2 separate regions of the Mus musculus genome follow, and region 1 is linked to region 2. Evidence: chromatin loops called from intact Hi-C (ENCODE). Cell type or tissue: heart. All regions are shown on one strand. Links, peaks and the distances in the headings refer to the core of each region. The heading gives the core; the rest is flanking DNA.

Region 1 (16,265 bases), core at 5,194-7,693, 55 kb after region 2:
TTATTTTTAGCATAAAGCCATTCTGAATATGCACCCTAGTAAGTGTATAGAGCCAAGTTCTGACCAAAGGCTTTAGAATAAATAAAGAGATAAATGCAATTCTAGACCCTGCCCTTATACTAAAAGGTACACATGCCTACATCTTGCTCAAGCACCCTACAATACAGACAAAAAGATGCATCATCTCAGGCCAGGTGCATGATGACATCATCGTATGGTTGGCAGGGCAAAAAAGAGAGATCCTAGGCTCTCAGTAATCTTGCAGAATATAGCTGTTATATTATTACAAACTTTTATGTGAGAGAAAAATCTAATCTCTCATCTATTGTTGACTGTGACATCTATGCATTTCATATATTGTTAACTTTGTGTCTGTTATATGGAGCTATAACCTAACAGAAAAGACATTCATCAGAATTTCTATGTGGGAGAATAATGGGCTAGTCAAACGGAGTGGCAAACACCTGTTAACACGTCACCATTACTCAACATTCAGTGTGACTATTCACTGCCCACACCATCTCCACTAAACATTTTCTTGAACCATATGTGTCTCTCTTGATCAATTGACAATTTAGTATTTTTAATAACTTTTTAAAAATTAACATTGTTCTTCATTCAGTATTAGTTCCTTCAAGACACAGGCCATTTCTGAGTTTCCCATTGTATTTGTCAGTTTAAGATGCTGATCGCTCTAAAAGACAAGATCTGACAATTTGGAGAACTCAAGCCACAAGCCCATCATCATCATCATCATCATCGGCTCCCCTCCCCCACATGCCCCGCCCCCTCTTCTTCCCTTTCCCTCTCTCCAGCAGAGTTAAGAAGCCACCATGTGATCTGACCTTCCAGCTCTCCCCCCTCAAACTGTGAGAGAAACATATGGCTCAACTCAATACCTTGCTCCTTGGCTTGTAAGCTATGTTGGATTAAGTCACATAATATAAAACTTCCCACCAGTCCCTGAAAACTTCTGAAAGTCAGATATCGCCTTTGCTCTGGGGTTTCTTCTGGAACCTTGTCCCCACAGTGCTGCCATGGAGCTCCTCTCAGGCTCTCTCTCTCTCTCTCTCTCTCTCTCTCTCTCTCTCTCTCTCTCTCTCTCTGTGTGTGTGTGTGTGTGTGTGTGTGTGTGTGTGTGTGTGTGTGTGTGTGTCTGTGTGTCTGTTTGTCTCAGCCATCTTTCTAGGTGAATTTATTTTCTTTTATTTTTTTTTTGTTTTTTATATAAAAAACTTTACTTAAATATTTTACATACACTGTATTTTGGTCCTATTTCCCCCAACTCCCTCAGACCTTTCTTACCTCCCCACCCACCCAACTTCATGTTCTCCCTCTCAAATAAAAATATGAAACAAAAGTCAAAACAAATAAACTAACAAAAATGAGAAAGATAAATGAAATATCAAAACAAAAGTGCATTAGAACAAACAAACATACAAAACCAAAAAGCATGGATGGGCCTGGAGCCTGCTCTGGAGTGTGGCTGATATACCTGGTGTTATTCTGTTGGAGAAATTTGATTTTCCTTTTGCCAGTGGGCATCGACTGCAAACAGCTTCTCGGTTAGAGATAGGACCCTGTGTCTACTTCCTCTTCTCAGTGCTGAAGCCCTGTGAGGCTTGAACTGTGTAGTCCCTGTGTGTACTGCCACTGTCTCTGTGACTTCATATGTGTATCAGTCCTGTCGTATCTGGAAGAAGCTGTTTTCTTGGAGTCACTTTCCACCTCTGGCTCTTAGAATCTTTCCATCTCTTCTTCCACATAGTTGCCTGGGTCTTGAGGGGAGGGATATAATAAACACATACCATTTGGTACTGAGTACTCCAAAGTCTCTGAGTCTCTGCACATTGACCAGTTGTGAGCCTCGGTGTTCAGTACTATTTCCTGCAAGAAGAAGCCTCTCCGATGAGAGTTGAGTGGTGTACTGATCTATAGATTTAACATTATGTCATTAGAAGTCACACTGTTGCTATGATACTTTAGCAGATTCTTTAGCACAGGGTTCTGTGCCTGCAATCTATCTAGTCTCGGGTAATCTATCTAGTGTAAAGCATGGGTCCCATCACATGAAGTGGCCCTTAAATCCAATTTTTAAGAAAGTGGTTGTTTATTCCTACAACGTATGTGTCATTACTGCACAGGTATATCTGTGACAGAGCCTATCTTTCATACTCATTTCCTCTAAACACTTTCTTAGTGAAGCTCCTACACAGGTTTCAAAGGCAAGACTCTCTTTCCCTCCAACTCCTTGTCATGCTGTCCTGATATGTGGTGTTCTATCCCTCCTAAATACCTTCTTACCTCAAGTCCTGATTATGGCCTCCACCTTAGTAAGACCTCTTCATTTGTGAAGGGTAATTTCACTTCAGTTCTTTTCCCAAAAATGCCACTCTCTATTTATCTATTATAACAGTATCCCCTGGGCCCAGAATAGCATATGACATAGAAGAAGAATTCAACTAACATTTATTTAATCAATATATTCACTGATCAGTGAAACCTGACTAAGGAAGTGGAACAAAGAGAAATTTCTTTGTTCCTTTCATTACAAGGACTACCCCTAGCCTGGGAATTGTAATATATTTTGACTACAACAACTCATTACACTCTTAAACTATTGAGGATCACATGAAGTTTTGTAGCAGCTCACTTAGAACCATAAAAATTTAGAAAGAAACCAGGTTTTTCAATAGCTGTGTTGTTAAACAGACTATAATCCACACTATGGAATATTTTTCATTGATAAAATATATGAGTTATCAGGCTATTAAAGGACAAAGCCATATACTTATTTCTAAATAAATGAAGCTCATCACAAAAGGTTACATCATATATGAATATCATAATATTCTGGGGGGAAAATCCATGGAAGCAATGAAAAGATCTGTGATTGCCAGGGACTTAGAGGGAAGGAAGGATGAGCTGAAGACAGATTTATACATCCACGATACAATTGTATTACATTCTCATATGATTCACCAGATATTTGTCAAGACACATGGACTTACAACAAAGGGTGGACAGTCTAAAGAAAACTGTGGATGTTAGACTGTTTCACGAGTTGCAACAAATACATTGTACTGGTGCAGGCCACTGACTGATATAAGATTTCTTTTCCTCATTATATGTCATTAAATTTAAGAAAATAATTAAAATTTAAAATAAAATCATGGTCAATATATTAAACAATTAATATAAATTGTAGAGTCAAATCGCATGGGACAGTACATTAGCTAGGAAGGAATGGGAGAAAGCTGAAGATTAGTAGAATGTTAAGACAAGGATCAAAGCTTAGAACAACTCCTGAATTAACATAGACACAAATTCTGATTAGGAGGATGAAGATATGGCTCAGTGATTAAGAGCACTTATTTGTCTTCCAGAGGACCTGAGTCAGTTCCCAGCACTCATGTGAGGCAGTTCACAAGCACGCATAGCTCCAGCCCCATGTCTGATGCCTTCTTCTGGCCTTTGAGGACCCCTGCATACACACATGGCACGCATACATACATCAAAATAAATATTTTTACATTGTAATTAAAAACATGTAAATGAGATTTTTTTAAAATGGGATCATAAATCTTACTCTGGGGTGGATAAGAAAACAGGAAACAGGGCTGGAGAGATGGCTCAGCAGTTAAGAGCAATGACTGTTCTTCCAGAGGTCCTGAGTTCAATTCCCAACAACCACATGGTGGCTCACAAACATCTGTAATGGGATCTGATGCCCTCTTCTGGTGTGTGTCTGAAGACAGTGTACTCATATAAATAATAAAAAATAAATTATATATATATACACACACACACACACAGGAAACAAAGACTAAGTGAACAAACTGAAAACAAGTAGCAAATCATTAGATTTTCATGTAAATTGTCCAAACATCTACTATCCTGTGACTGAAGAATTTAACTATGTCCATACAGTAGAATATTCAGCAATAAAAATAGACTTTGTGTACATGGAAAAGAATGGATGAATCTCAAAATAATTATGTTATGAAAAAGAAACTGAGCAAGTACACATAGTGTATGATCACATATTTATAAAAATTCTGGAAATGCAAACTGAAATGGAGTGACCGGGAGGCTGCTGATTATGTAGTATACCTATCCTCCACGTGTGACATCTGTCAGAAGTAACTTAGAGACGAAGATGTTTGCTTTGGCTCAGGCTTCAGAGGAACACAGCCCATCACATGGGGAAGGCAAGAGGCAGGCTTAGTCCCAGAGAACATGGTCAACCAGGAAGAAGAGAGCAGGTTGTCTTAGATCCCCAATGCCTACCCTGCTCATGGCTCTCTTCCTCTACCTGTGGTCCACTTCCTAAAGGTTTCACTGCCTCTCCAAATAGCACAATAAGCTAGGGACTGAGTGTGCAAACCCTTGAGCCTGAGAGGACATTCTACATCTGAACATGACACCTAAAAGTCGGAGCGGGAAGAGGAGAGAGGATAGAAATGTAGAAGGAAGGGAGTGTGGCCATATTCATGAACTTCACTAAAGTCAAGCTTTCACAGATGCATTCCCATGTCAAAATTTATCAAACTGTACACCTTAAGCATGTGGCTTATTGTATTTCAATTATACTATAATAGGGGCCTTTAAAGAAATAACCATATTTTCTGAAACAAATTAGTGAGAAAAGTGCCATTACTTGACGTTATTGAACATCTGTTTTGTGTCACACTTAATAAAAGACAGCTGGATTCCCATTTCCATCTCCTGCATTCAAAGTGCTGCATTATGTTGTTTTAGCTTAAGAATATAAATGAAACCCACCCTCCGATAAGTACATAGTTAGAAAATGGAAGAACAGCCCAATAGTCTTCAGATCTTTGTAGATGTGTCTGATACCACATCAGAACTTGACAAGTGGTAGTTTGTTCAAGTTACAGTTTGAATCTGAGATGAAATTAATATCCTTCTTGATACTGGTGTGTTTATCTCCCTCACTTCATTGTGTATTGAGTTGCTGTGTTGCAGATCATTTTGTATGTATGACTTTTTAATGGCATGATGATTTGGAAAATATTGATGCACTGAGTTGTGTAGACCTTCTTAAATGTAATAGTATTTCATTAAATATGTATTTATATAGAGAGAAGTACATGAATATATACTATAAAATATGCTTGTGGGAATATAAGATGATATAATTACTATAAAAACCTATGTGGTTGTTTCAAAAAAGTATTTGAGTATACAATATAAGACAGGCCTGTGGAAATATAATATAGCTACTTAGTATAATGATCTGTGCAATGGTTTTTTAGATGCCAGACATATATATTAATAAATTATGTGAATATACACACATAGCAGTAGGAAAGCATTAAAATGTCTTCCATTATTAAAGAGCTGTCAAGCACAAATTAAGTGTAACGTTTTAGAAATTCTAATTTTCACTTGAAAACTCAAATTTTATTATTTGGCAAGTGCTATCTGCTGTTTCTCTTGAAATGACAACCTCATCTTATTCATTTTCTAAGAGACTGCCCACCAAATCTTCAAATCTGAATAACTACAAATTCTAAGTCAGTGGTCTGAATGCCTCTCTCTCCCAAAAGCCCGCATGCTGAGACCTGAGCCCGCATGACATTAGAAATGACACCCTTAGGAGATGGTGAGAACGTGAAGGCAGAGTCCTCAGGAATGGAACAGTGTCATTACCAGAGAATCCCAAGGGCACCACCTTCTGTCTTCCCACCATGGGAGGATGATGCAAATAGGCCCTCACCAAACACAGGACCTGCCGAAGCTTCGATCCGTGGGCTTCCAGCCGTTTTCAAAGTTCATGGCTCATGATCTCTTCAGCTAGGACCTTCAACAGCTGTGCAGTTCACTCAAACTCTCCTCTCAACAGTCTGCAAATCCTGCCCTGCCCTTCCCTGCCCGTCTTCCCCTCCTCCTTCTGTTGCTGCTCACTGCCCTCTCTGCCTCAGCCCTACTAGCTCCCTCTCTCTCCTACCTGTGCCTCAAGACACTTGCACCAAGTATACCAGTCCCTAAAAATCTCTCCCCCAACTTCTCTGTAGCTCTCTTCCTCATTTCAAGATGTTAGTACAGTGACTTTCTCAGTGACGTGTCCCCACGCCATCCTATACAACCATCAAGTTATCCACCTCCTGGGATCCGTCTTCTTTCTCTGCTCCATTTTTCTTCATCATTGATACGACTGTCTATCATAAGTTACCGCCCTCTCCGGGACTTTATTTGTTGTCTGTCTCTAGCAAATAGAGTGACGTTTCCATGGAGACTGAAGGTTTTGTGTATTTTAGAAAAGATGGTAGCCCCTAAATCCATTAATAATAGCTGGCCTTACAGTAAGTGCTAAGAAAATAAAGGAATAAATATGTTGACCCCCCTAACTCTTACTTGAGCTCTCTGTCCCACAATCACCTCTGTTTATTACTATAACCTTGTTCTTCATAACCCACTCCACAGTGCACCATCTTGGCAGCTGGCATGGCATGTGAAGAACGTTGAGCCTGGGAAAGCACAGTCTGTCTTCGGAGACCTTCTGGGACAACAGAGGTCACTCCTTAGCTGCTTTGTATCCAACTGTTTCCTGTCATCATTCATACATTTGGAACAGATATTGGCAAAGCAAAGGTTGACTTGGGCTGTGAAGCAGATAGAACTAGAAAGGGACCTCCCGTGACCCCGTCGGGGATCCAGCTGGACTCTGGCAAAGTCCCTGGAATCCATGGACCCTTCTTCACGGGAAATGCTAATTCTACTCTGCTAGGCCACTCTCCAGAGATATTCCTCTCAAGTATCAACAGTGACCATTGCACTAACACTAGGCCAAAGGCCCTACGCTGCCTGGAATATTTATTTACACCGCTTATCTAATGGTTTCTAGATTAAAACAATGATCTTGGTTTATGCTGTGCCTCTGTCCATTCTACAGGCTAATAGCAGACTCCCAAATGCTTTCTGTGAGTGCTGGGGATGTTTCATAATGCTTGCTCAGGCAAGGTGCTGACCTTGGACAAGTCCCTCTAGTATCCAGGAAGTCTTCTTTGCTGTAACTCACCTAAATAATGGAAGGTTTAGACATCTTGATGCCTTGATAGGACAGATTTCAACACTTATGACAGACGGGTTGTGTCTTCTTTACATTTCTATCTTGAAGTCCTAAACCCTCAATATACCATAATGTGGCCTTATTTGGAAATATGGCTTTCAAGAGGTAATTCAGGAAAAAAATATGCTAGTGTAAATATGTTATTCAATATAACCCATGTCTTCATGGAAAGGAAAAGGAGATGAGGATTTAGCACAGTAGTAGAATGCTTGCTTATGAAGAACAAGGCCATGGGCTCAGTCCTTATATGGGGGCAGGGCAAGAAGAGGAGGAGGAAGAGAAGGAAAAGAGGGAGGAGGTGGAGGAGGAGAAAAAGAACAGGAGGAGTTAGGACTATGCAGAGGCTAATCATGGAAAAGAGTAGTATGAAAGTAAGCATCTTGGTTTATATCTCCCTGCATTCAAAACTACAGGGAGTCACATTGTTGTTGTATGAACCAGACAATGTGTGGTATTTCATTATGACTGCCTAGCAAGTCTAATACACCACTTCATTTCTTATGTTGCATTTATGTTTCCATGTAATAGATTCACATCTATTTATGTTCTCTATCACAAATCTCACACACACACACACACACACACACAAAAACCTTCTGAAGATACAGATGTCTTCCAATGTAAAAGTATTTTGAAAGAACCTGCTACAAAGGTCTTGTAAACGTCTTAACAAAGTATAACCCATAATGCTCAGACAGTGCTGAGATAGCTTTTATTCCATCATGATAACAAGAGATGAGTTAGGGGTAGCTATAAAGCTGGTTTACAGAGTGCCAGCTAGAGTTTCATGTCTCACTTTACTATGGTACCAGGAATGGTTGGCACAAGAACTCTGGGGCCTTAATAAATGGCTCATCAGTTAACGTACTTGCTGCTCCTGCGAAGGTTCAAAGTTCAGTTGCTAGCTCCCACTTCAGTTGGCTCACAATTGTCCACCACTCCATCTCTAGAAGATCCAACAGACTTTTCTGGTTTCCATTTGGTCCCTGCACTTACATGCAGATACCCACATCCAGACACATTCTCATAACTAAAAAGAAACAGTTTTTTAAAAGAATACTGGATTTTGCTAGTCAACCTTGCTGAAGTTTATAACTAGACACCAAAATGTGTCTCTTTACAGCAAACGATTCTTCTTCCTAATACACCAGGGTTCTTTTCCTAGCAAACTATTGAGAAAGATATATTGACTGCAAGCAAGCAAAAATGACCAGGGACAGAGACACTCAAGCAAGGAAGAGAGCTGTAGGAAGCCATCCAAGTCTGAGTACCATAGGTGCTTCTGGTCCCACAGAAGCCAGAAGAGGAGACAGGCACCCTGAACTAAAGCAGCTGTGAGCATCCTAGTGGGTGCAGGGGGACTGAACCGGGTCCTCTGTGAGACTATCAGTCTAGCCCCTCAGAGCTTTACAGTCTTTCTGTTTCTGTCATCTCCTCATCTAACCTTCCCTTTCTTCCCACCATGCCTTTCTCATCAATTTCCCAGAATCTGAGTATTGACTATAATTTGACAGGCAAGAGTAGATTTGATCAAACTGACTAAAGGAAGAATACAGGTCACATACAAGCTTCACAGGTCAGGACACACATGGCAAACAGATCAATAGATCTCTGGTACCTTTCCCCTTCACCTCCTAGCTCTTGCCTGCTAGGGCCTGCTTTGGAAGCCAGGGATCCTTGATGTTCAACCCAATGCCACAGTCATTGGCATATACTGTCAGTGAAGTTTCTGTGTTGAGGAATATACTCAGTGACTTGATTTATGACTAAGACAGCATTCTAGGGAGAAAGGACAAACTCTTCTATAAATAGTGTGGTAGCAATTGCATTTCCATGTTATTTCATAGCACTCTAAAGTTCATTGAGGATGTATTCCAGATAGATATAAAAAAGTAAAATGATCAACTTTCTATTACATACATAGATTACATAGAGGGGCCGGTGGTTGGAATAGCTAAGCAGTAGTGGGCTGACCCAGCATTAGCAGGCCCTGATGTAGGACACATAGACTGTGCCACACAAGGAAATGGCATGGAAACATGGCAAGGTAGAGCATGCTCAAACCCTGGAAATCTCAAAACTTGAGACCTGAAGGAGTAGAACTAGCTCCCTTTCTGTTTCCATGCCTGCCTCGGAGCCTGTAACCTGGAGACCCCCAACCAGGTGGTCAGTTAGTCAGTCAAGTAGCACAGCACCTCAATTCTTCCCATGCAAATGAGGCATCCCAATTACCTTATGCCTCAGCCAGTGACCTTTTCCCTTCCTGGTCTCATGCCCTTTCCCAAAACTATACAGCCCTCGATTCACCCTGAATAAAGCGTATGTGTTCAAACCCACCCCCAATAAAGAAATATGAACCAGGTAAGATTATCTCAGAGAGCAGCTTCATTAAAGATTTTCAGAGAAGGCCCTCTCCTAAAAGAGCCCTAACACTGAGATTCTCAGAGAAGGCCTTTTCTCTCCCCTCCATCCCAGGTACTTGCTCCCAGTGGGACGCAGATCCTGCCCATCCTTTGCTTCATCCTTTCAGCCCATTATGCAATGGTATCTGAACCTGAGAGGAAGAAAGCATTCCTGCCCAGCATGCATTGATACCTGACGCCCCAGAAGGAAGAGATGGACTGCAGACCCCGCCCATTCCAGACTTCACCCTGCCCTTTCCAAACTGACCCTGTGCCAGACACCCCAAGAGGAGAGGCAGGACCCAGAACTGCACCCTAAAATTGATCCCAAATAAATAAACCTTATGGGAGTATCTTCTTGGCCTGTGGGTAGGCAAATAGTTTCCTCAGCAATATATTACAAAGCCACAAACTACAACATTGTAAAATTTTTTCATAAATTGGGACTTAAGAAAATTAAGATCTTTCATTCTTTATTATCATGATAAACAGAAGTCACAAAATAAGGGAAACTATAATACATAATACAAGACAGAACATAAAAGAATATGTAAAGAATATAGTATTATTTGCAGGCTTAAAGAAGAAAGAAAATTGCTTAAATATATCACGGTGTGGCTTTGGTTATGGGAAGGCCTCTGTAATGCCTCTAGGTGAAAGACCAGTTTTAATTCCATAGAACCTTTATGTTCATCTTTCTTGCTTTACAACCCTCAAAGAAATAGACAGCCAAGCCCAAACTTGAAAGGCCAAAAGTGCACATCACATAAAATGTATGGAACTTTTCTATGATGTTTCATATAAAACATTGGCTAATATCCCTACTTCCCAGGGTGATACAAATGAAAATCATAGGTTAGAACAATATTCTCAACAAAAGGGATAAACTAAAGAAGACGGGGACACCAAACTCTGAAAAGGACATGAAGCAACTGACAGGGACTTGAACAGCTCTTCTTCATTGTTGCTGCGGGTCTAGACATCACAGTAAAATGCTATCTGTCAATAACCATTCAAGAGAGAAATGTACACCTGTACTCCTGAGTGCAGTCTAAAACAAGGTAAGTACTTACAGTGACTCTAAGGCATAAGCCAGTGCTTTCGTAGTACTTGTAACTGGGTACTAAAACCAACCATATGCCTATCAACTGTAGGATGAAGAACTGATATCTCCTTATGATGGATTGATATGAACAAGAAAAGACTATGCCTATAAGTATCAAGATGAATGAATATTAAAGTCATGTTGGAGCAAAAGAAGGCAGACAGCAAAAGAAAAATGTTGTGCTCTTCTGTTAAAAGGAAGTTTGTGAGGAGACAAAGCTAATGAGATAAACATCCGAACAGTGGTTAATTCAGCCAGGGGCTGGGTATGGACAGGACAGGACACGAGGGAATTCTCTGAGACACTGTAGATGTTTATATATTAAAGCAGATGGTAATGACACAACTTTCTCCCCGTGTGTGTATGCATACATATTCGTGCATGCGTGTTTGTGCAGGTGTGCTAGTAAATATATTGAGTGCCACACCTGTATCATTTTATACAATTGTGCATTTTAATTTAGTGCCTCACAAAAAAAAATAGAGTACATAAATAAATTCTAAGTAAGTGACCAAATGAGCAATGGTAATGAACTTTTGCTCTTTTTTTTTTTTTTTTTTTTTTTTTTGCCTTTTCTAGACTATGTTTGGAGCCACAATGAGATCAAAACTAGAAGAGCACTGACAAGACATTGGCTACAGAGTTCCCACAGGCACCCAAAACAATGCAGGCTAATGTCACTGCACTTGGTTGTTCACTATAACTAGATGGCAAGGTCCCTATTGCAGAGTACACTGCACACTGGACTTAGAGAACACAGAGAAGTCAGTCTCAAACTGACCTGCTTTCTGCCTGGCTTTCATGGGGCCAAAAGGTACCATGGAGGTTCCTGAAGGAAAAAGGAAGACATTTTTAATTAGAGACATTGTAGTAGTAGCGTATTGTCTTCACCTGCTGGGCAAGATGCCCATTGGTCTAATAGTTCCAGAATTGTTGGCCAGCTGCTGTCTTGATTGGTTTGAAGCCTGTTTCAAGGGGTGATTTCGTGCCTGATAGTGTTAACATGGTCAAAAGCCAAGGCTGGGGATGTCTTGACCCCTAGGAAAGAACCTATTGATTTTTGCTTTTCTGAACATCCATGTTGTTAAAATGGCCTCTAAATATTTATGTTTATACCCTTAGATGCAAGTCATAGGCCCAAGCTTGAAAGAGAAGCTTCTCTCTGAACCATGCTGGTGCAGAGACGCACTCTTGCTCAAAGGGCTGGGAACAAGTGCTGGCAGACTGCTCAGCCATAGGTGGGACATCTATCTTTCCCCGCACGGCTCAGAGAACGTCTCCAAAGATGATAAAGAACGTAAGAGTCAGAAGATGGGAGGGGTGCGGTGAAATGCTGTCCTCTTAGCATGACATGGCTGCTCACGTGCGAACACATAGCCGTGATGGTTGAAGACTTGCATAGGATCAAGCCAGTTAAAAATCCCAGTGGGGGAAGGTGTTCCTAAGGCCCCACCCCTCGCTGAGAAGCTACTAGCACCTGATAGCTGATAGGGGAGGGAGAGTCACTTTAAGAATATAGCTAGTATGGCTAGGGAGATGGCTCAGTGGTAAGAGCACTGTCTGCTCTTCCAGAAGTCCTAACATCAGTTCCCAGTTTTCACATGGTGGCTCACAACATCTATACTGGGATCTGATGCCCTCTCTGGCATGCAGGTGTCTATGCAGATAAAGCAGTCATATACACAAAATAAATAAATCTTAAAAACAAAACAAACAACAAGACAAAAGAAAACAATAAATGTAACTAGTAACCTGGACCCATAGGGGCTCACAGAGACTGAACCACCAGCCAAAGAACATTTGACTGCCCCCTGCATATATGCAATAGAAGTGTAGCTTGACCTTCACACGGGACTCCTAAAACAGGAGCTTAGGCTGTCTCTGACTCCTTTGCCTGCCTTCGGATTCCTTTCCCCTAACTGGACTGCCTTCTCTAGGCTCAGTGGGAGAAGATGCACCAAGTCCTACTGCAACTTGATAATCCAAGGCTGGTTGATAGCCATGGGACCGTCCCCTTCTTTAAAGAGAAAGGGAGAGAGGGTTGGGGGAGGGAAAGTAAACGGGAGGAACTGTGGGGGGGGGGAGGTGGAAGGAGATGACATGGAAAATCCTGAAGGAAATGTGAAGGAAGAGTGAATACAATCAAAATACATTGTATATGTATATGAAATTTTCAAAGAATAAATAGAAGCTCCATTATAAAAAGAAACTAATAGCATTGGACCAGTAGTGAGTCATGAAGTCTTGAAAGTGACTTTAACATCACATTATTTAGGCATCTAAAGTTATCTCTCAAATAGAATCCAGGTATCCATAAGTAGAAAATATCATGTCTTGCAGTTTTGATTTTTCTCACAGTCTGCTGTCTGATATGAACAACCTAACAGTCATTACAACATCTGACCCTAAGCCACCCTTGAAACCACTCTTGAGGGCCAGTGAACTGGGGAAATAATTTTATCCACTTGAAATGGACAGAAAAATGCTAAATATGCTTCTGCAAAGAATGAACTAAAAGGACTTATTAGTGCTGCTGAGTGGGAGTCCTCCTCTGATGACAAAGCCACCTCCATAAGTCACCTATGACCTGGGGCCTCTTGTTTGTTAGAAGGGGAAAACCTGAGCAGTGGTGTCTCCAGAATGGCCACCAACATTGTCTGAAGCAGAGATGGGGAAGATGTTGTGTGTCCATTCAGGTAAAATCTAGGCTTTTCTGGAAGCAACATTCAGGAAAGCAGATATAAGTTTGCATAGAAGGCAGCCCTTGAGTCCTCTTGCTGACCTACAAAATCGATTTGCCTCCAAGGAAGAACGAGGCCGTTCCTTATTCATACTTTACTTAGAAATCATATTGGATGAGAAAATAAGATTAAAAAGCCATGATGGAATATAAGAAGTGTCTATTTCAGCTCTGGTTCGACCCCAAATGGTAGATCTCCCACATCCCACAGTTGTAAAATGGGTTACGTCAGTTGGCTGGTGTCAGCTCTCCCCACCGTAACAGTACACTGTGGCCCACATTCTCTAGTGTAAACACGTGAGGACCGGAAAGCTGGCTCGGTGGACATCAAGCAAGCCTGATGACCTGAGCTGGGTCCCCAGAACCACATAATGGACCGAACGAGAGGACTGATGCCTGCAGGTTGTCCACACATTCATAGTGGCACACATGTGCCTTAACACACACACACACACACACACACACACACACGAGAGAGAGAGAGAGAGAGAGAGAGAGAGAGAGAGAGAATTTAAAAATCAAAATATTATTTGAAAATTTAAAAGTTTTTTTTAAAAAAGCTTGGTAACCATGTAATAAAGTTTTAGAAAGATTTTCATTAGGTATGCTTTTTTTAAAAAAAGAAAGAAACATTGTTGCTTGAAGGGTGATCTTCCAGTAATGGGACATGTCATGACCCTGTATCTCTCCTGGTGCTGTGTCTTCTTCCAAAAGCTTGTTCCTGGAGTAGCATCATCCTGGAGACAGAATGCCAAACGTCCCTGTGCTATTTCCCCTCCAGTGCTCTCTCCGGAGCGCCACATAGAATGCCACTAAAGAACAGTCATTTTGTCTATTCACAGATACAGAAAGGAAGAAAGGCCGTAATCACAGCCCAGCTCCCTCCTCCAAACTCAGGAAACGAAGCAGCTTCCCCCGCAGGACTTCACTGGCCTTCAGGGGCAGATCCTGTGGGATCTGAAAAGGTTAACACGTCACCCACCAGGAAGGAGCTGCGGCTTCTCCTTCACCGTGGGTTGGATATTGATGCTGTGCTGCACTTAAGCTTAGATCAGATCTGTAAAATAGCTTGGGAAAAATTCATAGTTGATAAATTTTTTGCCAAACGCCCTTACCTGTGGATTAATCTAACAAGGCTACAACTCAAATTTGATTGCTTTGAAGTGAAATTACCTTTTCTCCTAAACAGCCCGGCCTGAAGTTCAGCGTTCAAGTTGAACAGAAAGACATTAGATACAGTTTTCAAGGCTGAGAAATTAAAAAATCCTCTTGATCAGAAAAATACTGTTTCTTTCCATGGGGGACCAAGAGTGTTTGAAGACAGTTGACCTCAAAGATGGCCACCCAATTGACTTCAAATGGGGCCAATATAAATACAACATTCGACAGAATTCAAAAGAAGGAAAGATCTACACGTCTAATGTCACATTCTTCTTCATAATGTCTGTGTTAGGCATCTCTTCTTATCTTCTGAAGCTTATTTTTTAAATTCCCCGACTACAGCCATAGAAGGTTATTTTGGATGTAATTCCCCAAACTTCGTTAGAGGACAACCAGCAAGGGGCAGGGAAGAGGGAGGAGCAAGAGATCCATTTGGAAATATGGAGTCGCGGCTCCATCCAACCCAGAGGTACTAAATCATGATCTCTGGAAATGGGGGTGGTGATGTAGATACATTTGGCAAGCATATCTAGGCAGCACCACTGAGGGTTCCTTGTTCCCTGTTCAGTTTCAACGTCTACTAAAACCCAAGAAGAGACCCTTAAAACAGAAGCCCCTAAGCAAGCACAGCTTTGGACCCATAACTGAGGTTGTAACTGTTCCGAAGTGTGTTTTCTGAGCACAAAATTCACCTGGAGATCTTGTGAAAATGCAGGTGGGATTTGGTGTGTCTTGTGTAGATTCTGAAGTCCTGACAAACTCTGGAGTTGCTGATGCAGCAGACCCACGAGCCACTCTTCCTAGGCGCAGAGCCTTTGGACGAATTCCAAGTTCCACATTTGCCCCATAGCCGAGCAGCCTGGTCTCTGCTACTCTGAAATGCTTTGGTAATGGGCTTAATAACCGACCTTGCTAGTGACAGTAGTATTCTAAAACCAGCTGTTAGCGTTTGGCTTCACGTCTAGCCTCCGCTCCCCCAGCCCATTTTCCTCATGTGTAATCCTGAGTTGAGTGTATGATCATTTCCGCCTCAGTGTCTGCACTCATAAAATATTTACACTACTAATGACTAGGCCCAATGGCGTGTTTGGAGACTCGGGAGACATAACGGAAGGCGCATCAAAACAGATGATTGTTCACAGCAATCGATAACTCCAGTTCCAGGGCATCCAATACCCTTCCTGGCCTCCTCAGACAGTGCATACCTGTGATGCACTTACATGCACACAGGCAAACACATGCACATTTTAAAAACTGTGATCAATGCACAGCCCTGTCATTTTCATATGTTCATATGAATAACTTAATGGAACGAGGGAGGGGATATTTTCATATGAACAACCTAATGGAATGGTATGTGAAGTTCAGAGCAACCACCCAGGCATCACCCTGCTGTCTGGCAGGCTTGGGGGAGCCGGGTTGCTTTATAGTGAGGTAGAGAGAATAATATCCCCATAGCCAACACCAAAGATGCATGTGCTAATTCCTCGCATCTGTGAATGTGACAAAAGGTCCCTGGCAGATAGGATTCTATAAAAGGCCCTAGATGGGGAGATTGGCCTGGGTAACGCAGTCAAACCCATCGCAGTCACTAAGTCTCTATTAGAGCGAAGCATGGTGTGAGGTGTGTGTAGTAACAAAAGGGAACGGCTGGAATGGTGTGGAGAAGAGACCACAGCCAAGGAATGCCTACTGCTTCTAGAATCTGACAATGGCAAGGTAACAGAGTCTCCCCAGGAGCCACAGGAAGAATGCAGGCCC
Region 2 (16,265 bases), core at 7,845-10,344:
AGTGACTCCTCAGCCTACAATGACAGGGCCAGTCCCGACTGTATCGAGGCTTTCTTTTAGAAATCTGGTACCAACTTCACAAATCCTAGTGGGAGAGGCAGGGTCAGGGACATCAAGAAAGTTGCAGTACAGGCTTGTTGTAGAATATTTGCATATTTACTGTTTCCAGTGCACCTCACTTTGAATCGGATACAGATTTGCTCAGGATATAAAGTCAGCTTCCACACCAGATCGGTCGGGTTAGATAACTGCAAATGTCACTCTGTTTTTTTTTTTTTCTTGGCGTGCAAATGGTTATTAGTGTGAGGTCTGTATTATGACTCTGAAAAAGCTTCTGAACGGAGTTTTGGTATTTTGGTTTTACATTGGTAACAATCTTTTTTGGCTTAATCAAAGCTTTTGGGTGAGGGGTGGCATTCATTACATCACTCTGAAACTCTGGCTGGCGTGCAACTCACTGTGTAGACCTGGCTAGTCTTGAACTTGTGGAAATCTGTCTGCTTCTGCCTTGTAAGTGCCGGGATTAAACTCTGACCTCACCAGGCTCAAGGTCATTTTTCTTTGCATTCAGATGTTTAATAAATTTTATCCTCTTTTGGGGAGGCCATCATAGCTCAGGTAATTGTTAACCTCTATAGCTACATGGACAAAACCCAAGCAGACACAAACCAGTGTCCTAAAGAAGGGCCCTCCTATTTCCTGACGAGTCCACAAAGCTATAAAAACACTCCACTGCAGCAGCAAACACCTGTTGACCTGGGACTCTCAATAAAGTGTGTTTGGTCGGTGTTTAGCCATGGAATTTGCACTTTCTGATTGGCATCAGACTGTATTCACTTACAGCTCCTCATCCAGTCAGCAGACACCCAGGCACCATGTTGAGATGGCTTCATAACTGTGGCGATCCTCATAGGCTCACATATTTGATTGCTTGGTCCTTAGGGAGTGGTGTTACTTGACAAGAATTAGGGGGTGTGGCCTTGATGGAGTAGGTGTGGCCTAGTTAGACGAAGTATGTTGCTGGATGTAAGCTTTGGGGGCCAGCAGATCTGGGTATAGAACTCTCGCTCCTCCAGCACCATGTCTATCTGCACACTACCATGCTTCTGGCCATACTGATAATGGTCTAAACCTGAAACTGTAAGCTAGTCCCTATTAAATGTTTTCCTTTATAAGAATTGCTGTGGTCTGCTCATGGATTGGCAGGATTAACATAGTAAAAATGGCTATCTTGTTGAAAGCAATCTACAGATTCAATGCAATCCCCATCAAAATCCAACTCAATTCTTCACAGGGCTAGAAAGGGCAATTTGCAAATTCATCTGGAATAACAAAAAACCTAGGATAGCAAACCTATTCTCAACAATAAAAGAACCTCTGGTGGAATCACCATCCCTGATCTCAAGTGTACTACAGAGCATTTGTGATAAAACTGCATGATACTGGTACAGTGACAGACAGGTAGCTCAATGGAATAGAATTGAAGACCCAGAAATGAACCCACACACCTATGATCACTTGATCTTTGACAAGGGAGCTAAAACCATCCAGTGGAAAAAAAGACAGCACTTTCAACAAATGGTGCTGGCACAACTGGTGGTTATCATGTAGAAGAATGTGAATAGATCCATAAAACAAAATGGCAACTAACAAATTGGGAAAGGATCTTTACCAATCCTAAATCCAATAGGGGGCTAGTATCCAATATATATAAAGAACTCAAGAAGTTGGACTCCAGAAAATCAAATAACCCTATTAAAAAATGGGTCACAGAGCTAAACAAAGAATTCTCACTGAGGAATGGCTAAGAAGCACCTAAAAGAAATGTTCAACATCCTTAATCATCAGGGAAATGCAAATCAAAACAACCTTGAGATTTCACCTCACACCAGTCAGAATGACTAAGATCAAAAACTCAGGTGACAGCAGATGCTGGAGAGGATGTGGAGAAAGAGGAACACTCCTCCATTGCTGGTGGGATTGCAAGCTGATACAACCATCCTTGAAATCAGTCTGGCAGTCCTCAGAAAACTGGACATAGTACTACCAGAAGATCCAGCAATACCAATCCTGGGCATATACACAGAAGATGCTCCGACTTGTAATAAGGACACATGCTCCACTATGTTCATAGCAGCCTTGTTTATAATAGCTAGAAGCTGGAAGGAACCTAGATGTCCCTCGACAGAGGAATGGATACAGAAAATGTAGTACATTTGCACAATGGAGTACTACTCAGCTACTAAAGACAATGAATTCATGAAATTCTTAGGCAAATGGATGGATCTAGAGGATATCATCTTGAGTGAGGTAACTCAATCACAAAAGAACACACATGATATACACTCACTGATAAGTGGATATTAGCCCAGAAGCTCAGAATTCCCAAGACGCAATTTGCAAAACACATGAAACTCAAGAAGAAGGAAGACCAAAGTATGGATACTTTGATCCTTCTTAGAAGGGGGAACAAAATACCCCTGGAAGGAGTTACAGAGACAAAGTTTGGAGCAGAGACTGAAGGAATGACCATCCAGAGACTGCCCCACCTGGGGATCCATCCCATAAACAACCACTAAACCCAGACATTATTGCAGATTCCAACAAGATTTTGCTGACAGGAGCCTAATATAGCTGTCTCCTGAGAGGCTCCCACAGTGCCTGGCAAATACAGAAGTGGATGCTCACAGTCATCCATTGGACGTAGCACAGGGTCCCCAATGAAGGAGCCAGAGAAAAGGGGTTTGCAACCCCATAAGAGGAACAGCAATATGAACTAACCAGTACCCCCAGAGCTCCCTGGGACTAAACCATCAATCAAAAAAAAAAAAAAACACATGGTGGAACTCATGGCTTTAGCTACATATGTAGCAGAGGATGGCCTAGTCCATCATCAATGGGAGGAGAGGCCCTTGGTCTTGTGAAGGTTCTATGCCCCATTATAGGGAAATGCCAGGGCCAGGAAGCAGGAGTGGGTGGGTTGGTGAGCAGGGGGAGGGGGGAGGGGATAGGGGATTTTCAGAGAGGAAACTAGGAAAGGGGATAATATTTGAAATGTAAATGAAGAAAATATCTAATAATAATAAAGAAAGAATTGCTGTGGTCTACCTGAAACAATCTAGGCCAGGCACCATGTGGCCCAGGTGGGTAGAACAAGCCTGAGATCACCCCCACCTGGTGCCATGCTGCCTGGGCAGCAGGCAGAACAAGCCTGGCATGACCCCCAGCCCGGTGCCACATAGCACAGGCAGGAAATAGTACTTCTGAAATAACCCCAGATCCCCACAGGCCCTGGGTGCCACTAAGATGAAAAAGTAAGTGGTGGAGAGATGGAAGAGAAAGAGAGGCTGAAGGATGCACACACAATGAAGAGAGGCAGAACTGGTGATTCAAGGGTAGTGAGGAGCAGCCTGATATGAGTAGCCATCTAAGGCCACAAGGAAGTCCTAGCCTGTGCTGCTGCCAAGGGCCATGTCTGGGTCCATGGCCCTGCAGCAGAGGGGAGTCTGTTACCACCAAAGGCCAGGCAGACATCCTTGGTCTGAGCTGTCTGCTGGGGCCATGTTGATGTCTGACATGCAGAGCTGGCCCCGTCCCTCACCTGGGCATTGTGAGTGATGTGTTCATAAAAAGATAAAGAGAAAGGAGATATGTTCTCTGGGGGTATGGTGAAGTATGGGGGAAGGGGATGTCTCAGGGGGTCCATGTCAAGGGCAAGGCATCCCTTCCCCCTGAGGGACCAGTTATGGTATAGTATAGAATAGAGTTTATTCAAGGCATGGGGAGGGCAGTGAAGAGGGTAGTAGAGGCAGAGAAAGGCATAGAGAGAGAACAGAGAAATAGAGAAATAGAGAAATAGAGGCCAGCCGTGAACAGGTGGAGAAGAGGAAGGGAATCGGGAAGGGAAGGAAAAGGGAAGAACCCAAAAGAGCAAGAGAGGAGCAAGAAAGCAAGAGAATAAGAGAGGGAGGAGGGGGCAAGCAGCCACTTTTATAGTGGGTCAGGCCTACCTGTCTGTTGGCAAGTAACTGTGGGGAGGAGCATACTTGGCTGTTGCCAGGTAACTGTGGGGTGGAGTTTAGACAGAAGACTAACAGTGGGACAGCTGGCCCTGAAGGCATGAGAGCAGGAGAGCTGGCCCCACCCATCACCAGGTGAGGTCCCTGCACCTCACCTGTGCAGCACAGTAGAGTTGACTTTGCTCTCATGGGCACAAGTGAGGAGGCTGCTCAAGTTACCTGTTTGTTGTGGAACTGTGGTAGTTTGTGGAGATCGTTTTGTTTGTTTGTTTCTTAAGAACTGGTTCATTTTATCTAAATATATTAGCCTCTGTCCATGGAATGTCAAATGTGTTATCAATTATTGCGTCCCACTCGACCGGCAAGAAAGACACAACAAACCGGAATCTTCCGTGGCAAAAGCTTTATTGCTTACTTCTCAGGAAGACCCCGAACTGGGAAAATGGCGCCGCTTTTATAGCCCGCAGCGTGACGTTTCAGCACCTGATATGGCGTGACAGCTCCTGATTCGTTGCTCGCCCATCACCCCACTATTACACCCCGAGAATGGGAGTGACTAGGAGTGAGTTCACTCTCGCACCTGCGTACAAGGCTTGTTTACTAGTTAGGCACAGCGGAGGCCAGCGCCATCTTATAATGGCGATTGCTCGCAGCACGGCTCTCCACAATCAATAAACATCAAATTTATATATGGAGTGTTCCTTTATTGTCTTTGTGACATGCGTGGCGTCTAGAGTGGCATGCTCTATCTCATTCCTGACGTTTTGTTTCTCTTTGTCTGTTTGTCATTCTTGCTGAGGGTTCTTGATTTGACTGATCTTTTTCAAACACGATCCAGAACTTCCTCTGACTGGCTTTATGCATTGCATTGCCTATCTTCATTTTTATTGCCTTGGGCTCTTATTTCTACTACATCTTTCTATTTGCCTTGAGTTTACTGAACTCTGATTTTCTAAGGTGAGAGCTGTATTACTTCTTCAGGACTTTTCTCCTTTTCTACCGCTCATTTTTACTGTAAGCAAATTTCTACTTAGGACTGCCACATGATGCCATCCATACAAATGTAGGGATAATTTATTTTCCGTTCAGCTCAACATGTTTTGTTTCTCTTCAGAATTTCTCTTTGACCTGTAAATAATTTAGAAGTATACCATTCCCACGTATTTTGAGACAGGCCTGTTATATTTCTGTTGTTGACTTTTATTTGAGTCTCCTGTGCTCAAAACGACATATTCAATATGTTCTTTTTTTCAGTTCTCTTTAAAATGTTCCAGGTTTATTTCATGTCCCAGGTCAGGTGTGGCTTTCTGCTATTGATAGGTGGAATATTTTATCTTGTTGATTGATGTTACCATTGGGTTATTCTATACCCATAGTGATTTTTAGTCTAACTATTAAATACATTATTTTGAGAGGATGTTGAAGTTACCAAGTATAATAAAGGATTTGTCTATTTCCTATTTCATCTGAGGTTTTTTTGCTTCACAAATTGTATAGCTTTCTTGAATTACATTTTGGTCATCTGCTCTGGGGGCTAGTCCCTTTCATCTTTATACTGTATTCCTTGTCCTTTCTCTTACACTTACTTTGTGACATACTAACCTGTCTACTTGTGCTTTCCTCTGATTAAAGTCTATGAACTTTCTCCATCCTCTGCTTCCCTCTGAACTGTATCATTACATTTAAAGTGAGCTCTAGATAATTTCACAACAATTAAGTGAGTTATATCTTCAGTCTCTGCTTATATCTCTTTTAACAGGAACATTTATAATTGATGCAAGTTTGCCATTGTATCAATATGTCATTTTGTGACCTAGTACATTTTCTTTCAATTCAGTTTGGTTTATATGAAGTATTTTGAGTTGTAACTTAATAGAGCTTTTTATAATGGTTATTTCTAGATATCATTTTATATATGTGCATGTCTTAACTGTCTTAGGATTTTATTGCTGTGAAGAAAGATCATTAACAAGGCAACTCTTATGAAGGAAAACACTTAATTGGGGCTGGCTTACAGTTTCAGAGGTTCTGTCCATTTTCATTATGGCAGCAAGCATGGAAGTGTGCCAGCAGACATGGTGCTAGAGGAACCAAGAGTTCTATATCTTGATCCAAAAGCAGCAGCAGGAGACTGGCTTCTGCAGGCAGCCAGGAGGAAGCTTTCTTCCACACTGGAAGGAGCTTGAGCATAGGACCTCAAAGCCTACCCCCACAGTGATACACTTCCTCTAACAAGGCTAAACCTCCTCCAGTAACGCCACACCTCCTAATAGTGCCACTTCCTGTGGGCCAAGCATATTCAAACCACCACAGTAACCTACTGGTGCTATTGCTTTATCGATTTGAATAAAGGACAGAAACTTGATTCTCTTTATGTCTATTTTATTCTTCCATTTATAATATGTAGCTACCCTAACATTTCTTCTACACATATTCATACCCACATGTTATAATTTTTGTTTCTACCATCAAATATATTTTAGAAACTCAAGCAAAAGAGACATTTCATATATCATGCTCCTGTGAGTAACTCCAATAAAACACATTGGTTCACTAAGTTGGACTTTGGTGGTATCCGTGCTGTGGTTTATTGTGCGTTCCCCATCTGGGGTGAGTAGACATGTGTACTGCATCTCTCCAGGGTGCTGCATCTTCTCAGTACACGGATGTATCCTTGCTCACCAAATGGATGCTCTGAGACCATCCTCTTGAGGCTTTATGGAGTCTTGGTGATGTAGGCATCGTTCTCATTGTTGATGTGCTTGGGAAAGAGTCTAAAAGTCCCAGGTCCATGATCTCATGGAGTATTCCACTAATAACCGGATCCCATTTCCAAAAGCCCAGCCAGGTAAACACAGCTCAGATATGCTGGCAAGGAGTCACCTCTGAGCAACAGTGGTAATTATTTCTCATCAACCATGCCAGGAAGCAAAGACAAGAAAGGCTAAATATTTTAGCCAAAGATAATAACATTATTCTAAATCAGCTTAGGAAATTGCAAGGGTTTTAGGAACTGTGAGCCAGAACTTTTGGGCAAATGCTAGAAGAGACACGGCCTATATACATGTCCAAAGGCCTATATACATGCGCAAAGCGATGTGCCACCCACACATATGCAGAGTGATGTTTCTTCCACCAATAGAGTCAGAGAAGTAGATAAAACAAAAGTGCCCGTGGTTAACGACATCAGAATTCCACGAGGTTCTTCCGTTTACTGTCTTATGTGGGGTTAGAGGACTTTAGTTCGCCCTTCCTATAGGGCAGGTCAACATCTAACGGCAACTCATCTTAGTTGTCTTCGTCTCAGAGTGTCTTGATTTTCGTCCTTACTCCTGAAGAGTCCTGTTGCTAAGGGCAGGAGTCTGGGCTGGTTCTTCCCTCTGGCAGTCTGGAAGGCTTTGACTTCACAGCTTCCTGACAGGCATCCACTTTCCGAATTTGTTGTCCGCTTTGGTGGAGGCTCTGCTGTTCTCACTACTTCCAAGTGTTTTTGCTTTGTCTCTAATTTTCACAAGTTTGAGCCTCCATGCCCTGGTCTGAGTTTTACCTAGTCCCTTGCATCTTTAGACTGTGGATCATTTATCAAATTTTCCCTCTTTTCAGTCATTTCTACAAGACATCTTTCAACACACACCCCACTCACCTGCCCCCTTCTGGATCTCGCTTTAGGATTCTGATGACGTCAACCATGGGCACTTTTGTTTTATCTACTTCTCTGACTCTAATGGTGGAAGAAACATCATTCTGCATATGTGTGGGTGGCACATCGCTTTGTGCATGTATATAGGTGGCACATACCATTTTCCTTATACCCACAGCCACACATTTATTTCTGCCACCTATACAGAAAGAAAGCCAAGCCAACTGTGAATCCATAATCTATTTCTCTCACAGTGCAGTGACCTTCAACTAAGGCTTCTACTAAACACCCCTCCCATGGTGAAGGCAGGTGGGAACTGCACAGCATTTAATGGGCGCTTTATATCTTAAAGGAAATTTTATGAAGAAGGCATAGACAAGGCAAAATAAAACTTACAATAACAGAAGCTTGTTTTAGAGAAAAAGATCAAAGTGGTAGCAGATGAACTTTGATGCGTTGTAAAAAGGTCGCTTAGAACATAGGACTCCATCAAAGAGGCTTGAGAAGAAATAAGACTGCTCAAAATTCCAAAACCAGCCTTCGCCACTCGATTAGCAGCAGGAAAGCCCCCTTTGTGAGAGGGTTTGGAGCTACCACTATTGAATGCAGGTGCTCACAGCTAAACAAGTGATTGGTGCTTCTAAAGATGGCTTCTCTCTCCGTCTTTCACTCTGGTCCCTACATCCTTGGCTGCCAGGCCAAACTGAACGTTTAACTGACAGTTTGAGGGTCAGACTGAAGTAGGACAGAGAGTTGGTGCAATCACAGGACATAGGAAGAGAGAGAACTCTTCACACCTGCTGGGTAGGAGTCAAGATTCAGCAGACAACACTGCAAACCCTATTTATAGTCAACACACACAGCTTGATTTCTTTCTAAAAAGGATTCTTTTGGCCTTTTGACCTATGCTTTAATCTTAGCCTATAATCCTGTACAGTGCCCCACAGAAGACATTTAGGAGTCCATTTACTAAAGGAAAGTTCCTTAGCTAAGGAAAAAAAAATACAGAAAACACTTTTACTGAATTTTTATATCGTTCAGACAATGTAATTTCAAAAGCATGCGCACACGCACACACTTAAAACACTTAAATGCCCCTTTCTACCGAGAAAATCAAAGCCACTTTAGGATATGAACTACACTTCTGGGGTCTTGATGAGGTTCATTTTCTCTGCCAGTTAAATAAGGAAGGCGAAATCTCAAGAGTGACAGGTAGCAGTGGAGAAATCTCAAACACAGAAAACAGGAACAGGCAGAATTAGCAGCTGAAGAAAGGCGTTTACTGGGGATGAGGAAACATGGGTTGCAGTAGGCCCACGGGAGGGGAGGGGGTGCGGAGCAGAGGACACACGACCTTCTGCAAAACAGAGGGAGGACTCGGGAAGTCTTCCTTAACTTAGGGTTCGTTGGTTTGAAAAAGAGCTAGGAGGATTGGTTAGTCCAGACAGTTGTGTATGTAACTTGTCCTCATCAGACCTTGGATTTGTTGAGCCAGTCCATCAGCAGAGGGCGCTGCTGAGAGACAGCAGTCTGCAAGCCTTAGTTTTAAGCTGGCTGGCTTTTAGCAGAGGCCAGGAAGGTAAGGAAGGAGCCATCTTGGAAGTTCACCATCTTTAGTACCTAGCCAAGGTCCCTTCCTGTCTGCCTTGTGAGTCTAATTCCTAGTCAGTCTCTCTCTCTCTCTCTCTCTCTCTCTCTCTCTCTCTCTCTCTCTCTCTCTCTCTGCTTCTTTTGTATTAATAAACTCCGATTGTCTCATAGAGATGTATCCTGGAATGCCTTTTTGCTGTGTAAATCAAGAATCCTGGTTTCTCTGAGTAGAAATGTCAGAAAAAGACACCTTAGGCCGCTAGAGGGGACAAAGTTGGGCTGGGTTTCACACTGCTCCTGTCATGACCGATGTGTTTTATGAAACGGTGACGGTAGAATGTGGTGGGTCCGTGCTGGGGCATTCCCCCCTGAGGAATCATCTCAGCCAGATGGCAGGCCTAATATAAAAAGACGTTTATTTGGGGAAAGGAGTCGGGGAGCAGAGCGGGGACCTGGAAAGGGGTAGAGGCAAGGCAGGGTGGGGGGCGGAGAAGAACAGAAAGAGAAAAGAGAAAGAAGAAGAGAGGAAGAGGCTGGCTGGCACATGGGGGAGGAAGAGGGAGGGGAATGGAGAGAAAAGGGGGAAGGAGGAGAGACAGAGACAGAGAAGCAGAGAAGTCCTTTTTATACTCACCAGGTTGGCTCGCACCTGCCAGGTGGCTATGCAATTTGTTGCTAGGTAGCTGTTGGGCAGAGTCTAGAGAAAACCAACTTCCCTCCATTTTTGTTTTAATTAAAACAGGAGTGATGGTGGGCCGGGAGAGAGGTCGTCGAGTTCTTTAAACTACTTCCTGCTGACTTCGGGGTGATAATTCTTCTGGCAAGCTAAGAAAATTGGGATGAGGATGTTGGTCAAGCCCTCGGAGAGCTGTTTCTTTCATTGCTGTCCGGGGTCTGTGGGACCATTTGTGCCTAGGAAAGTGCAGTAGAAGTTTCACTGAGGGTAGAGCAGGACATCTGTGGGTTGTTTCTCTGGAGGGGTCCTGGATACAGATTTTGAGTAAACGCCTCAGGATGCAAAAACACAATACATATTAGAGGCAGAAAATAAAGTTAACTAGGTTGGCGAGGGGGACCTTTTTCTTGGGTGTACATTTGAAACCTTTAGGTTCATGGTCTTGGTGCTTAGGGAGGGGAGTCCAAAAACCAGAGAATGGGGAAGGAGTCCCACCCTCTGGAGTAGGCAACAGGGGGAACTTAGGATAGTGATTGACAGTGGTACTTCTCCAGATGGAGTTCATTGACCCAGGAAGAGGAAGATCCCACTGGGTTTCCTGGAGCTTATAAGAATCTTTTTAAGTTTACAAAGGAAATAAATTTGTTAGCAGCATGGACATTCTTTAAGATGAGCTAAGGGAAGACAAAAACCTTTGGGGGAGCAGAAGGAAAATGAGGGGCTTTCCCCTCTATCTAGAAAACTGAATGTATATACATTTGGCATAATGGGAAATATCTCTAAGTCTATTTTAAACTCTTGAGTTTGTGGCTATGATAGTTGACGGTATAGATTAGGCATGAGACATTTGTATGCCTATATTTAGAAGACAACCAAAGGAAACTTAAAATCTTGAACTTGTGATTATAAAAGTAGATCATATAGTGGAATTTTTTTTATCAGAGTTAGGTTAATAATTTATCAGAACTCCATTGACTAATGTTAGAATTCTGAACTTTCTTTTTTTTTTATTTTTTTTTCCATTTTTTATTAGGTATTTAACTCATTTACATTTCCAATGCTATACCAAAAGTCCCCCATATCCACCCACCCCCACTCCCCTGCCCACCCACTCCCCCTTTTTGGCCCTGGTGTTCCCCTGTACTGGGGCATATAAAGTTTGCAAGTCCAATGGGCCTCTCTTCCCAGTGATGGCCGACTAGGCCATCTTTTGATATATATGCAGCTAGAGTCAAGAGCTCCGGGGTACTGGTTAGTTCATAATGTTGTTCCACCTATAGGGTTGCAGATCCCTTTAGCTCCTTGGCTACTTTCTCTAGCTCCTCCATTGGGAGCCCTATGATCCATCCATTAGCTGACTGTGAGCATCCACTTCTGTGTTTGCTAGGCCCCGGCATAGTCTCACAAGAGACAGCTACATCTGGGTCCTTTCAATAAAATCTTGCTAGTGTATGCAATGGTGTCAGCGTTTGGATGCTGATTATGGGGTGGATCCCTGGATATGGCAGTCTCTACATGGTCCATCCTTTCATCTCAGCTCCAAACTTTGTCTCTGTAACTCCTTCCATGGGTGTTTTGTTCCCAAATCTAAGGAGGGGCATAGTGTCCACACTTCAGTCTTCATTCTTCTTGAGTTTCATGTGTTTAGCAAATTATATCTTATATCTTGGGTATCCTAGGTTTGGGGCTAATATCCACTTATCAGTGAATACATATTGTGTGAGTTTCTTTGTGAATGTGTTACCTCACTCAGGATGATGCCCTCCAGGTCCATCCATTTGGCTAGGAATTTCATAAATTCATTCTTTTTAATAGCTGAGTAGTACTCCATTGTGTAGATGTACCACATTTTCTGTATCCATTCCTCTGTTGAGGGGCATCTAGGTTCTTTCCAGCTTCTGGCTATTATAAATAAGGCTGCTATGAACATAGTGGAGCATGTGTCCTTCTTACCTGTTGGGGCATCTTCTGGATATATGCCCAGGAGAGGTATTGCTGGATCCTCCGGTAGTACTATGTCCAGTTTTCTGAGGAACCGCCAGACTGATTTCCAGAGTGGTTGTACAAGCCTGCATTCCCACCAACAATGGAGGAGTGTTCCTCTTTCTCCACATCCACGCCAGCATCTGCTGTCACCTGAATTTTTGATCTTAGCCATTCTGACTGGTGTGAGGTGGAATCTCAGGGTTGTTTTGATTTGCATTTCCCTGATGATTAAGGATGTTGAACATTTTTTCAAGTGCTTCTCTGCCATTCGGTATTCCTCAGGTGAGAATTCTTTGTTCAGTTCTGAGCCCCATTTTTTAATGGGGTTATTTGATTTTCTGAAGTCCACCTTCTTGAGTTCTTTATATATGTTGGATATTAGTCCCCTATCTGATTTAGGATAGGTAAAGATCCTTTCCCAATCTGTTGGTGGTCTTTTTGTCTTATTGACGGTGTCTTTTGCCTTGCAGAAACTTTGGAGTTTCATTAGGTCCCATTTGTCAATTCTCGATCTTACAGCACAAGCCATTGCTGTTCTGTTCAGGAATTTTTCCCCTGTGCCCATATCTTCAAGGCTTTTCCCCACTTTCTCCTCTATAAGTTTCAGTGTCTCTGGTTTTATGTGAAGTTCCTTGATCCACTTAGATTTGACCTTAGTACAAGGAGATAAGTATGGATCGATTAGAATTCTGAACTTTCAAAGTCCTAATATAACAGCAGTAGAAGGAGGAGAAGAAATCTGTAGCATTTTGGATGTTAAATCATTTTTCTGTTATCACCCAAGTTTTTTTATATCCCATGATTCTGAATTGAAGCTCTTTTAGTGTCAAAGCAAAAGGTTTAAATCTATAAGCATAGTTCATTAAGAGATGGGAAGCCTTTGAATTTTATATGGTACATCATTATAAAAATCTATAGCTTATACAAATATAAGGCTATATTATAACTTGATAATATTAGCAAAAACAAGACTAAACATATCTTTAAGGTAGTGATCTTTGAACTTTTTAATGTTGTAAACCTCTAAAATAATATTAAAATAAACCAGTTTTCAAGGAATGAAAATATAGAATATTTTAACAATTTACAAAGACAGGAGAGAAAACATTTTCATCTAATCTCTACTGAAAAGCATCTTTAGGGACCTGCTTTTTTGGTGTGCTCAGGTCACATGTTATTGCCCTGTTGAAAGCACCAAGCAAGATGGTGGTCTGTCCACTTGACTGCCCTTAACCAAGATGGCGCTGAAACTATAGCTCTACTTTTTTCAGCCCTTAGCAAAGATGGCAATGAGCCATGTGTTGGTTACATCCCAGAATGGAATGTCATGTGATTAAAAATTACCTGAGCATAGACTTTTAATTACTAGTTCAACTGTGAACTTTAAAAACATGCCTGAGTCTGGAAAGGATGAGCAGTGAAACATTTTTAGATCTAGAAATAAGATAAAACAGCATAAAATAGCAGTAGAGCACTAGGAAATAACTTTAAGCTTATATATATTAAAAGAAAAAAAAAAACATCTGAAGGCAACAGCATCCATTCACACAGAATGCAGTGGCTATGTATTAGCAAAGAGACGATTGGTTAGACACACATTTTGTCTGGTTGGCATGGTGGGTCTGGGGCAAGCAGGAGGGCATTGCATGCAAGATGTTGCTAAGAAGCTGTTGGGCAGAACCTAGAGGAATTGCTAGCAATGACTACCACACCTGCATCCTACCAGAGAATGCCTCTATTGACCATGAAGCCCTCTTGTGTCAGCCCCCTTTTGGATTCTGCTGATACTGACTCTGACTCTCTGCTTCCCTAACTGTACACACTCACTCATCATTAGCTGCGTGAGTGTGTACATCCCATTGTCTTTACTTCACTCAGAGATGCTCAGTAGATGTCTGACTAAAGTCATCTGAGTGAACTGAATCTCTCTGGAGAAAAGACCTTCTTGCTCCAAATGTTATATTCATTCAGTTACTAACTCTGAAAAGTTTTACTGGGTGTCTGTAGAAATAGAATCTCTGGCTTCTTTTCTAGCCATGAGCTTCCATAGAACTACCATGTCAGAGCTGTGATCTTACATGTTGGTTGTGTCTTCCACATTGAGGCTAGAAAATAATGAGTCAAGTCTAGCCACACCTCCTTTTTTGCAAGTGATGTCTTATTGGGACACAATCATACTCACTTATTTATGCATTGTCTACAACTATGCTCATGTTAAAATGACCCTAAATTTACTATCTGGGCATATAGAGTAAAGTGGGAGATCATGACAGAGGGATGTCTATAGAACATCTGATACTCACCTGGAAATAGCTACAGTATCAAGCAAGCAGATTATAGATTGATCATCCAGCCAATGCTTGCAGTCAAGATTTTTGAGGGGATAAATTTTAAGTTAACAGACAAAATATTAAGTATTTGTCCATTGAAAGCTTCAAATCACATATCAGTGCCCAAAAAATTCCTATTTTCATTGCAACTAATTTTTGTTTGTTCATTTGTTCGTTTTTGGTCTTTGGGGTTTTTTTGTTTGTTCATTTGTTTTTGTTTTTATCTACATGAAAACCTACACAGAGAACAGAGGCAACCAGAGGGGTCACTGCAGACAGTGCAGAAATGTTAATTTTAAGCATATGCATAGCTCATGAATCATTGACTCTGAGGGTCTAGCCTATTTAGTATTTTTAAGGAAAAACTGTGTGTTCTATGTGGCTGGAGAATCACACACACACACACACACACACACACACACACACACACACACACACACACATTTAAAGATGGACGGTGAATGGAATTCCCTAAGAATGCTATCATGTTTTAGGAATTATCTAAGAAGTTCCCAGGGAAGGACCTTTGAAAGATGGCTCTTGGTTGCAAGTAGAAACTCCAACATGTCTGTTAGAAGCCTGACTCTGGCGTTATAGTCACTTCAGATGTGTATGTGATGCAGAACTCACAAAGGAGAAGAGGAAGTCCCTGGTACCACTGTGAGAATCCCCCTAATCAGAGAAAGTCATTTTGTTACAAAAAGCTCCAATCAAGGCAATCTTGCAGTGCATTTTCTCCACATGAGCAGTCCGTCAGGCCACCTCAGTGAACGCCTTTCCATTCTGCTCAAGAAGGTCCTGACTGCATCATGAACTCTCTAGTCCCCCACCCTACTAGCAGTTGGTACAGGCTCTGTAAGAAGGTGAGCTCCCCTAGGCCCCCATCTGACTCTAAGAAATAGCAAGTAAGCTTCTGCCAGGCAGTCTGCCACTAATGTAGCGGGCACTACAGATAAATGCTGGATTCCACACCTGTGACTGTCTCTGAGGAAGTGACCAGAATAATCCAGATTCTCCATATGGGAGAAGTGGCTTTCTGCAATGTGACCTAAATACAATAAAAACACAAGAACGCAATGACTGCACAATCATGGGGGAATTGGTTCACATGGCGTAGAATGTTGTGTGGGCATTTTGAGCATTTTAAATAGAAAGCTTTTACATTAAAAAAAAAAATGCTTCCGAGGTGGCATGGAAAGACACACTACAAGGTAAATGCTTCGCTATGGTTGTATATAAGATGTTTATGGATGGATGAAAAAGCATGGGCAGATGATGAGCAAAGGGGAAAGATTTTTTTCCCCCTTCAAAATATTTGCTCTTGATGTTGCTATGACAACTGTCCATTTAAAAAAAAAGTGTTTAAAATAATTGAGTAAGCCCAAAGCACCATAGATGTAGAACTCCCCTAAGCTGAATGAGATGGCACCTCCATCATACACACCACTTACCAAATGTTTTCTTCTCCCGTTACTTAGGCATGAGTTGTAGATTACCCCCGGACATGCTTCTCTCTTGAGGCAGGAGACCATGGCTGCTGACCGATAAATCTTTCTACATGACTCATCTGCATCAAAACCTCAGACCTACGCAGCCAGCGCTATAAACAGCCAAAACTTCCACCTGGGGCTCTATGGTGATTGATTTCCTGTCCAGAGAAATTGACTTTGGGTGGGAGAAAATGTTTGCCTTCTAACCCTAATATCTATAAGAGGCATCTGGTCTACACTGTAGAATTAGTCCCTAGGCCAGGATAAGCTTATAAATGAATTCAGTTTTCCTACCTCATGGAAACCCAATTGCTAGTTATTCACTCACCAAGCCTTTATGAACTCTCTTCTATTAATCCAGCAACTGCTCTGCACAAAAACTAAAAGGTATAAAAAACAATATATCCGTGGGGCTCAAACACCTAACCAGGAAGGAAAGACACATCTTGAACTCTATCTGCACAAATCTCTTGTTTTCACCATCTGTGCCACAGACAGAGGAAGTCCTACCTCAAAGCAGAGGGAAGACTTGGT

Evidence for each region. Peaks named below come from ENCODE experiments on the same cell type or tissue, not always from the same donor. Only the 100,000 strongest peaks of a DNase experiment are listed, where the experiment ranks them.
Region 1: it touches region 2 in a loop (2.4-fold over the local background); 2 of 42 quality-filtered maps call a loop at or near these places.

Annotation. Positions count from the first base shown.
Region 1 is chr5:73,913,529-73,929,793 of GRCm38, forward strand. 1700019F05Rik (RIKEN cDNA 1700019F05 gene) reads left to right here. Exons shown (of 2, transcript NR_166206.1): 2 at 6,451-6,889. Among named protein-coding and RNA genes, the nearest start is that of 1700019F05Rik, 8.8 kb to the left of the region's middle. In heart, for the core only: no CTCF peak of the experiment used is centred there; a DNase peak (open chromatin) is centred at 6,603.
Region 2 is chr5:73,855,394-73,871,658 of GRCm38, forward strand. No RefSeq gene overlaps it. Among named protein-coding and RNA genes, the nearest start is that of 1700019F05Rik, 49 kb to the right of the region's middle. In heart, for the core only: a CTCF peak has its summit at 9,167 (motif pointing right); no DNase peak of the experiment used is centred there.